Regions from separate parts of the Homo sapiens genome. Here region 1 is linked to region 2. Evidence: read pairs that join two places in POLR2A ChIA-PET (ENCODE). Cell type or tissue: Panc1. All regions are shown on one strand. Links, peaks and the distances in the headings refer to the core of each region. The heading gives the core; the rest is flanking DNA.

Region 1 (5,309 bases), core at 1-5,000, 71 kb before region 2:
CTGGAATTCTCAGGCCTCCTGGTTCCCAAATTCTGATTTCCCCACTGACCTGACTCCAGATCTCCCTACCCCACTGGGTCTTGTCCCCAGCGTCACTCCAACCCCTCACCAGCAGTCCCCAGGCCATGCCAACCCCCACACTTTTTTTTTTTTTTGAGACAGAGTCTCACTCTTGTCACCCAGGCTAGAGTGCAGTGCCGCAATGTCTGCTCACTGCAACCTCCACCTCCTGGGTTCAAGCAATTATCCTGCCTCAGCCTCCCAACTAGCTGGGATTACAGGCGTATGCCACCGCGCCCAGCTCATTTTTGTATTTTCAGTAGAGAGGAGTTTCACCATGTTGGCCAGGCTGGTCTTGAACTCCTGACCTCAGGTGATCCACCCGCCTCCGTCTCCCAAAGTGCTGGGATTACAGGCATGAGCCACCAAGCCAGTCCTACCCCACGCTTGTCAGTATTCTGGGAGATCCCCCAGTTCCCAGCCCCCTGGGCCCTGGCAACCCGCTCCCCACCCTTCTCCCGTCAGACCCGACCAAGGAGACCTAAGCTTCAACCCAGGCCCCCGCGCCCCTCCACTACCCGTCCGGCGGCTCAGGCCTCGGCGCCTTCGGGACCCACGAGCAGCAGCGGCTGGGCATTCTTGCCCTTGTCGTGCCAGCACACGTCGAAGAAGGGGTACACGGGCCTGGGCAGGCGCTCGTGGAAGGCAAAAAGCGGCACGAGCGCGTCGGCGTCGCTGGCATCGTAGAAGGAGAGGACGCCGTCGCCGAAGCTCAGGTAAAGGCCAATGCGCGTGGGCCGCCTCTCGGGGCTGCGCAGAGCGCGCGGCTCCTTGGCCTCCACGTGTGCCTCCAGGATCTTGCCCTCGCGCAGCCCCAGCAGCCACAGGCCCTGCGAGGGCACCGCGTGCAGGCGCCCGCGGCGGGGGGCCTCGGCCGCGATCACGCCCAGCGCCCAGCGCGGCTTGTCGCCAACATCCACCTCCCAGTAGTGCTCGCCCTCGGAGAGCTGCTGGTGCGCCACCACCGCCACCGCCTTGTCGAACTGGCGCGGGTCCTCCCCGGCCGGCGGCGCCTTCTGCTCCGAGCACTCCACGCGGCGGCCAGAGGAAGACACCACCAGGCTCGGGTGCGCAGAGCTCGGGTCAAAGGTCAGCTCCTCCAGCGCTGCCAGAGAGAACACGGTCAGAAAACCCTAGGTTTCTGCCTCGCTGGGGTCTTCTCCCAACCAATTGCAGGCCAGCTTTCTCTCCCCTAATCCTCTTGGCATCTCTGCTCACTGGGCTTGGGCCACAAGATCACACCTGGCTCAACTTCAGTTTGCCCAGCTGTGAGATGAGGCCATGATTGCTTCCCTCCAGGGTTGCAGGCAGGCCTGCATTTTCTTTTTGTTTTTGTTGTTGTTATTGTTGTTGTTTTTTGTTTTTGTTTTTTGTTTTTTTGAGGCGGGGTCTCACTCTGTCGCCCAGGCTGGAGCGCAGGTGCAACCTAGGCTCACTGCAACTTCCAACTCCCAGGCTCAAGCAATCCTCCCATCTCCCATCTCCCAAGTAGCTGGGACTACAGCCACGTGCCACCACACCTGGCTAATTTTTTTAAGTTTTTGTAGAGACAGGTGTTCTCACTATGTTGCCCAGGCTGGTCTCCAACTCCTGGGCTCAAGTGATCCTCCCACCTCGGCCTCCCAAAGTTCTGGGATTACAAGCGTGAGCCACCGAGCCTGGCCAACAGGACTAAATTGATACAAGGCATGGGACTCACCATCTGAGGCCCAGACAAGGCCCAAGGCCCAAGGTCAAGGAGCCTGATCTTCACATCAGCCTAGACCCAGTCTCTGAGCCTTAGTTTTATCTTGAATAAAATGAGGCTGTCTGCATTCCCACCTGCGCTGAGGCAGGAAGGGCTGCCCCAGCAATGTGTATGTCCCAGAGCTCTGTAACCTGCATCATCCAGCTCTTGGGGGGAGGAACTGAGCCCTTGGGCCTCCCCAGCCACAGGCCGCCAGAGTCACTCTCTGACCCAGGCCAGTCCCCAGGGTTCCAGGAGCTCTGCAGAGCCTCAGTCCCCAATTGGCAGGATTTATCATCTCCACCGTCCAGAGAGGGGCAGAGACTGACCAAGGATCACACAGCAAGTCAGTGGCTCAGACCTAGGCCCCAGCGTCCCGTGCCACCAACAGCAGCAGCATTTTCATGTCAGTCACCCACTGCAAACCCCATGCTCTCAAAGGCCCTCCTCCCAACACAGGTTAGAGGACTGCAGCGGCAGTCCAGAGGCAAAGGGGCAATGGGTACCTCCTTCAGTGGCCTCCCCAGTTGGGACTGGGAGGCCTCTCCAGGGTGGCTAGGGCCTCCCATCAACTGCCTGGTCACACACAAACCTGAGCCAGTCCCTCCCGGTACCTGGCATCAGAGCCCGGAACATCTTCCTCCACACCTGGAATTTGAAGTCATCTGAGATAATTGGCAGCTGGATGTCCAGACGGGCGGGTGGGGGAGACTCTGCCAGGATCTTCTGCAGCCTGGGGGTGGGGAGGGGAAGGGGAGGCATGTGTGAGGGGGGAGGACAAGGGCTGGGGGGATTCCAGGATCTCCCCACATCGCACCCCTGCTTAAAACTCTTCCTTTGGAGTTTTGGTTTGGGAAGATGAGAAAATTCTGGAGATAAACACTGGTGATGGTTGTACAATGTGAATGTACTTAGCACCACTGAATTTAAATGCACACTTAAAAATGCTTAAAATGAGCGAGGTAGAGTGTAGTCCCAGCTGCTCAGGGAGGCTGACTCAGGAGGCTCACTGGAGCTCAGAAATTTGAGTCCAGTCTGGGCAACATAGCAAGATCCTGTCTAAAAAAAAAAAAAAAAGAAGAAGAAGAAGCTGAAAATTGTCAATTTTATGTTACATGTATTATTTTACCACTGTTTATTTGGTTTTGGTCTTTTTTTTTTTTTTTTGAGATTGAGTCTGGCTCTATCACCCAGGCTGGGGTGTAGTGGCATGATCTTGGCTCACTGCAGCCTCTGCCTCCCCAGTTCAAGCAATTCTCCTGCCTCAGCCAACCAAGTAGCTGGGATTATAGGCGCCTACCACCATGCCTGGCTAATTTTTGTGTTTTTAGTAGAGGTGAGGTTTTGCCATGTTGGCCAGGCTAGTCTCGAACTGCTGACCTCAGGTGATCTGCCCGCCTCAGCCTCCCAAAGTGCTTGGATGACAGGCGTGAGCCACTGCACCCGGCCCAACTACATTTTCTTTTAATCCTTCTGTTGGGATAAGGTCCAAGCCTCTCAGCTTCGCCAGTGTGCACACACCTACTACCGCAGCTTCCTCTTCCCTCCCACTCGCCAGCCCTCTCGCTGGCTGTCCCCTCTCCCAGCAATGCCATTCTCCCAGCAACACCCTTCTCCCAGCAATGCCCTTCTCCCAGCAACACCCTTCTGCCAGCAACACCCTTCTCCCAGCAACGCCCTTTTCCCTGCAATGCCCTTCTCCCCACAATGCCCTTCTCTCTGCAATGCCCTTCTTCTCCCAGCAATACCCTTCTCCCCGCAATGCCCTTCTCCCAGCAATGCCCTTCTCCCAGCAATGCCCTTCTCCCCACAGTGCGCTTCTTCTCCCAGCAATGCCTTTCTCCCCGCAATGCCCTTCTCCCCACAATGCCCTTCTTCTCCCAGCAATGCCCTTCTCCTAGCAATGCCCTTCTTCTCCCAGCAATGCCCTTCTCCCAGCAATGCCCTTCTCCCAATGCCCTTCTCCCCAGCAATGCCCTTCTCCCCGCAGTGCCCTTCTCCCCACAATGCCCTTCTCCCCACAATGCCCTTCTCCCTGCAATGCCCTTCTCCCCATAATGCCCTTCTCCCAGCAATGCCCTTCTTCTCCCAGCAATGTCCTTCTTCTCCCAGAAATGCCCTTCTCCCAGCAATGCCCTTCTCCCAGCAGTGCCCTTCTCCCCGCAATGCCCTTCTCCCCATAATGCCCTTCTCCCAGCAATGCCCTTCTTTTCCCAGCAATGTTCTTCTCCCAGCAATACCCTTCTTCTCTCAGCAATGCCCTTCTCCCCGCAATGCCTTTCTCCTCACAATGCCCTTCTTCTCCCAACGCTTTGCCTAGCCAGCTCCTGTTCATCCCTCCAGGCCCCAACTCAAACATTCACTCCATCCCTGGCCACCTCTTTCCCTCAACGGCCACACTGAGCACACAGTGACGCCTGTGTCCCCACCCACATGTGTCTCACGGCACCAATCTAGGAGGTCCCTGAGTGAAAGGATCCTTCCAGATCATTTCTGTCTACAACCTTGTGTTCAGGCAGGGGTGGGGCAGCAGACTGAATTGCGGGTGTGCAGGCACAATAGTGAGTGGAGAGTGAGCCGGCTGGTGTCCCTAGAAGACTGGGACAAGTCGGGCAAAGGGACAGGGCCAGGTTGCTCTCACCTGCTGGTCACCAGGCAGTATTTCTGGAGAGAGAGAAAAAGAGAATGGTGGTGAAGCCGATGGTGGGGACACTGGAAACTTTTGAGGATGGGGTAGACAACTAGGAATGCTGAGTGCAACGTCAGAAAGAATCAGAAAAGCTAAAAGAGGCCAGACGAGGTGGCTCATGCCTGTAATCTCAACACTTTGGGAGGCCAAGGTGTGTGGATTGCTTGAGGCCAGGAGTTCGAGACCAGCCTGGCCAACATGGTGAAACCCCATCTCTACTAAAAATACAAAAAAAATAGCTGGGCATGGTGGCAGGCACCTGTAATCCCAGCTACTTGGGAGGCTGAGCCACGAAAATCACTTGAACCCGGGAGAAGGAGGTTTCAGTGAGCCGAAGTCATGCCACTGCACTCCAGCCTGGGCAACAGAGCAAAGCCCTGTCTCAAAAAAAAAAAAAAAAAAAAAAAAAAAAAACGCAAAAGAGACCTAGAACTCAAGGCCACCCCTACCCCTTCACTTTTATGTGGATTACAAAAAGGTATCTTTGCCTCCAAGAAACTCTGATTCCACCTGTTAGAAAACTGTCCTAATAGGCCGGGTGCGGTGACTCATGCCTGTAATCCCAGCACTTTGGGAGGCCAAGGCAGGCAGATTGTTTGAGCCCAGGCATTTGAGACCAGTCTGGGCAACATAATGAGACCCCCATCTCTACTAAAAATACAAAAACTAGCCAGGTAAGCGCCTGTAGTCCCAGCTATGGGAGGCTGAGATTGGAGGATTGCTTGAGCCTACAAGGCTGCAGTGAGCTATGATCATGCCACTGCACTCCAGCCTGGGTGACAGAGTGAGACCCTGCCTTTAAAAAAAAGACCAGGCGCGGTGGCTCACGCCTGT
Region 2 (5,363 bases), core at 292-5,291:
AAAATACAAAATTAGCAGGGCATGGTGGTGGGCTCCTGTAATCCCAGCTACCCGGGAGGCTGAGGCAGGAGAATCACTTAAACCTGGGAGGTGGAGGTTGCAGTGAGCCGTGATCATGCCATTGCACTCCAACCTGGGCAAAAAGAGCGAAACATCATCTCAAAAAAAAAAAAAAAAAAAAAAAAAAAACCTCATGAAACTATTTGCTGTTTTTCACATGATGTTGTTAAGAAAGATTTTATTATACCCAAGTAAAGAGACATGATCTCCCAACCAGAATGGACTCGAACTCCTGGGCCCAAGGGATCCCCCCACCTCAGCCTCCAGAGTAGCAGGGACTACAGGCATGCACCGGCACACCTGGCTCCTCCAAGGAGAAATTTATTTTCTGTCCTTGAACCTGGAAGAGAGAGACTCCTGCTTGAGCTTCCCTCCTTACCTTGGCTGCTAGTTGCAATCAAGGGCATCTTAGAGTGGTGAAACCATAAGAATCACCTGGGCAGCTTTTGCAAACTGCACTTGCTCCTCCAGAAATTCCAATCTGTCTCCCTACAAGAAAATGTTCTCCTTCCTCCCATAAGATCCATTGCTTTGGCGAGCCTCTGTGCTATTTATTTTTTTATACTTATTTATTTATTTATCTATTTATTTTTGAGATGGAGTTTTGCTCTTGTTGCCCAGGCTGGAGTGTAATGGTGCAATCTCAGCTCACTGCAACCTCTGCCTCCCGGGTTCAAGCGATTCTCCTGCCTCAGCCTCCCAAGTGGCTGGGATTACAGGCATCCACCACCACACCCGGCTAATTTTTTGTATTTTTAGTAGAGACGGGATTTCACCATGTTGGCCAGGCTGGTCTCGAACTCCTCACCTGAGGTGATACACCTGCCTCGGCCTCCCAAACTGCTAGGATTACAGGCGTGAGCCACCGCGCCTGGCCAACGTCTGTGCTATTTAGCAGAGCAAGTCCTACTCCTCATGTCTGCTGGGTTGGGGAAAGGGTTAAGAATCATTGTCTTGGCTGGGCACGGTGGCTCATGCCTGTAATCCCAGCACTTTGGGAGGCCGAGGCAGGTGGATCACCTGAGGTCAGGAGTTTGAGACCAGCCTGACCAACATGGAGAAACCCCTGGGCAGCTGGGACTACAGGTGCACACCACCACACACAGGATCGCGTTATGCTGCCCAGGTTGGTCTAGAACTCCTGGCCTCCAGCAATCCTCCCATCTTGGCCTCCCAAAGCACTAGTACAGGCTTGAGCCACTGCACCTGGCCCCAAAATTTTATTTATTTATTTATTTATTTCGAGACAGAGTCTCACTCTATCACCCAGCCTGGAGTGCAGTGGTGCGATTTCAGCTGAGCACAACCTCCGCCTCCTGGGTTCAAGCCATTCTCCTGTCTCAGCCTCCTGAGTAGCTGGGATTACAGGCACATGCCACCATGCCCAGCTAATTTTTTAATTTTGAGTAGAGATAGGGTTTTACCATGTTGGCCAGGCTGCTGGTCTTGAACTCCTGACCTCATGATCCACCTGCCTCGGCCTCCCAAAGTGCTGGGATTACCAGCATGAGCCACCGCGCCCAGCTCCAAAATGTTTATTAACCACTAAATTGGAGCAAGCAATGTATCGGTGAGGGTCTCCAGGGCGTGCATGTTTTGCGTCAATGACACTTGCACTCTCTTCTTTCCTACCTTTGCCCATTACCTCATTTTTCTGAGTTTTGGTTAAATGATTGGTTATTTATCCTTTGAAGGGCAAATAGCTACCCAAGCAGCAAGTTAAACAAATGCCTGAGGAGGCTCTCATTGTTAAGAAATCTGAAGTTAAGACTCAATTTACCTCCATCGTTTCCTGTGGACAGGCTAAGGCTAGCAGGTTTATCAATTGAGCCCAGTCCGTTGCTGGGTGGCTGAATTTGCATTTTCCCTCTTCCTGCTCACTTCTCATTTTCCCTCAATCTTGCCACCCTGGGATTGCACCTCCCAATTAAGCACAAGCATGCAGGCTTTGCCTAGGCCTGTTTTCTAGGGCAACTAGACTCATAGACCAATATTATTATTAATTGATATTATCAGTAAGAAGATAGATACACATGTGTAAATATTCCTGGGTTGACCCTGCATTTCTGCTGTCCACCCTGATTTGTTCCCTAAGAGTGACCTTTATGGACCATATAATGGTCTCCCTTGAACTCTGGCCTCTGGGAGGTTTCAATGAAAAGAGCCAGGGGGTGATCAGAGGATGGGAGGATCCCAGCACTTTTGGAAGACTGAGGCAGCAAGATCGCTTGAGACAGGAGTTTGAGACCAGCCTGGGCAACATAATAAGACCCCATCTCTACAAAAATAAAAAACATTAGCTGGGTATGGTGGTGCGTGCCTGTAGTCCCAGCTTCTCAGGAGGCTGAGGCCAGAGGATCGCTTAAGCCCAGGAATTCGAGGTTACAGTGAGCTATAATCACAGCACTGCACTCCAGCCTGGGTGACAGAGTGAGACCGTGTCTCTAAAATTTTTTAATTGGTTTAATTAAAAATAGAGAGGATGAGATGAGAGTGAGATGGGGATTTTTCTTTCCCCACTCCCTCTCTGCTGGTAAAGGCTGCATTTCTCTATTGAAGGCCACGGCTCCTAACAGCTATCTCTTCCATAGCTGCAGCTCTTGCTGGGTTCCAGTAACTGCCCCCTCTCTGCCTCTTCAGGCCAGCAGGTAGCAAGGGCTCTCTATTATTGCTGGCCCCAGGATGCGTTACCATCCCTCTTTGGTTTCCTTTTTTTTTTTTTTTTTGTGAGACGGAGTTCGCTCTTGTCACCCAGGCTAGAGTGCAACGGCGCTATCTTGGCTCACTGCAACCTCCACGTCCTGGGTTCAAGCATTTTTATCTGCCTCAGCCTCCCTAATAGGTGGGATTACAGGTGAGTTCCACCACACTCGGCTAATTTTTGTATTTTTAGTATAGATGGGGCTTCTCCAAGTTAGCCAGGCTGGTCTTGAACTCCTGACCTCAGGTGATCTGCCCGCCTCGGCCTACCAAAGTGCTGGGATTACAGCCGTGAGCCACCCAGCCTCTTTGGTTTCCTTTGACCCTGCCTACACTTCTATAAATAGTTTCTTCCTTAAACTCTCTTCAACTCCTCTTTGAAGAGCCATATGTTTCTTTCTTCTTCTTATTCTTCTTTTTTTTTTTCTTTTTGTTGTTGTTGTTGAGACAGGGTCTCGCTTTGTCACCCAGGCTGGAGTGCAGTGGCACAATCATAGCTCACTGCAACCTCGACCTCCCAGGCTCAAGCAATCCTCCCACCTCATCTCCCGAGTAGCTGGGATACAGACGTGCACCACCACGCCCTGCAGTTCATAATTTTTGTATTTTTTAATTTTTTGTAGAGATGGGGTCTTGCTATGTTGACCAGGCTGGTCTTGAACTCCTAGCCTCAAGCAATCCTCCCACCTCAGTCTCCCAGAGTGTTAGGATCACAGGAGTGAGCCACCGTGCTCGGCCAAGTCATATGTCCCTTAAACTGGCTCTTACTGATACACACCAAGAGGTTGGGTTACTTTCCCAAAGTCACACAGAGTAAGTGACAGGGCAGCTAAGAGCATTGTCACTGGAACACAGAGCAGGGTGGAGGCTTTTTCAGCCTCGCCAGCCTGCCCAGCCCCCTCCCAGGGTCCCTATGCCCTGCCCAACCTGCTGGAATCTGTGATCCTTTTGTTGGGATGGGATTGAATTCCCTAGGGCTCCTGTCCCAGACCTGGCCAGCAGCTCCAGTAACCAGAGCTGTGTGAGAAGAAAAGGCCAAGCCACTGGGGCAGCCGCACCCCAAACAGAGGTGAGGTCTCCGATGAGTCATGCCCGTGAGGGGCCACTTCCCCTGTCCTAAGGGCCACTGCTCACCAAGGACACAGAACACTGTCCTCCTCTTTGACCTTTGCCTGCAGTGTTTTTCATCCCTCCCTCTCCCACCCAACAGGTGTCCAGGAGCTAGGACACCTGTCCTCCACCCCCACCCTGGGCCTCCAGAGACATGAGATGTGCGCAGGGCTCTGGGTGGGGCCTTCAGGCTCCCCAGCTTCCCCCTTCCAGCCCCAGATCCTCTCAGATTCCCAGAGATGGGCTCCAGCCAGGGAGGGTGGGGCTGCCCCTGGGACCATCAGGAGTCACGGGCTGCCTGGGCAGTGACAGAGCCCTGCAGGGAGCAGACCTTCACTTGGCTCTGCCTCCGCTGACTCTAGCGCCATGGCCCGGCACCTGCTCCTCCCCCTTGTGATGCTTGGTAACCTCAGGGGACAAGAGTGGCTGCAAAGGGCCTGGGTCCTGGCATCTGGGGGGCTGGAGAGCAGGATTCCTGGTTTCTGTGTGGGGAGCAGGAAGTCAGAGAGAAGGAAGTGAGGCAGCAGAAGGCGAGGATGTATCAGAGGAGGGAGAGGGAGGCCTGGGTGCCCTGGGGAGACGGAGGCTAGGAGGCTGGGGGAGGGAGTCAGGGAGGGCACATACTGAGTGCGAGTCGCCAGCCTCTTCCTGCCTACCTCTGTCTTTCCAGTCATCAGTCCCATCCCAGGAGCCTTCCAGGACTCAGGTAAGGTAGCCGGACTGGGGGAAAGTCACGTGCAGAGGCAGAAAAGACCAGAGGACTGGCATGGGTGCTGGCAGGGGTTGCTGAACGGACAGGGAAGTGGGAAGATAGGGTCGGGGGTTGGAGAGCAGGAAGTGGGGCTGGGCGGTGCAGGCCTGGAAGTCACAAGTGTCCTCCTCTCTTTCCCCTCTGGCTCCCAGCTCTCAGTCCTACCCAGGAAGAACCTGAAGATCTGGGTAAGGAAGAGGCCTTGGCACCCTCAGACCTTAAAGGAGGCTAAGGCTGGTCAGGCCATGAGGGAGGTGGAAAAGACCAGAAATGTAGACAAGCCTGGGTCCTCTATGTTCTTTGTTCAGAGGGGCAAACTGAAGTGGGTGGAGGACGGGCCTTCGTCCTGAGTTACCTGGGCTTCTGGAGTGGGGAACCCGAGGGGAGCTTTGGCTTCCACGGCTCCCCGTTGCAGACTGCGGGCGCCCTGAGCCCTCGGCCCGCATCGTGGGGGGCTCAAACGCGCAGCCGGGCACCTGGCCTTGGCAAGTGAGCCTGCACCATGGAGGTGGCCACATCTGCGGGGGCTCCCTCATCGCCCCCTCCTGGGTCCTCTCCGCTGCTCACTGTTTCATGACGTGAGTATTCGCCCTGGTCCTGGCCCCTCTCCGCCAAAAGCTGGCCCCCGCCCCCGCAGTTGGTCCCCTCCTCCCGCCCCACTTCCGTCCTCAAGGATAATTTGGAGCCAAGCTGTCCCCAAAGCGAGGTGCTATTCGAGGCATCATGGTTCCGAGTGGGGCAA

The links. ChIA-PET counts read pairs that join two places held together with the same protein. Peaks named below come from ENCODE experiments on the same cell type or tissue, not always from the same donor. Only the 100,000 strongest peaks of a DNase experiment are listed, where the experiment ranks them.
Region 1: POLR2A ChIA-PET joins it to region 2 with 10 read pairs; 7 of 35 experiments call an interaction of 5 or more read pairs at or near these places.

Annotation. Positions count from the first base shown.
Region 1 is chr16:31,220,037-31,225,345 of GRCh38, reverse strand. It overlaps TRIM72 (tripartite motif containing 72), which reads right to left. Exons shown (of 7, transcript NM_001008274.4): 5 at 4,428-4,450; 6 at 2,401-2,519; 7 at 1-1,165. The coding sequence ends at 591. Among named protein-coding and RNA genes, the nearest start is that of PYDC1, 5.6 kb to the right of the region's middle. In Panc1, for the core only: no CTCF peak of the experiment used is centred there; no DNase peak of the experiment used is centred there.
Region 2 is chr16:31,148,909-31,154,271 of GRCh38, reverse strand. It overlaps PRSS36 (serine protease 36), which reads left to right and starts at 4,206. Exons shown (of 15, transcript NM_173502.5): 1 at 4,206-4,273; 2 at 4,541-4,576; 3 at 4,774-4,809; 4 at 5,037-5,199. The coding sequence starts at 4,237. RefSeq lists enhancers at 3,962-4,498, 4,499-5,034, 5,035-5,363. In Panc1, for the core only: no CTCF peak of the experiment used is centred there; no DNase peak of the experiment used is centred there.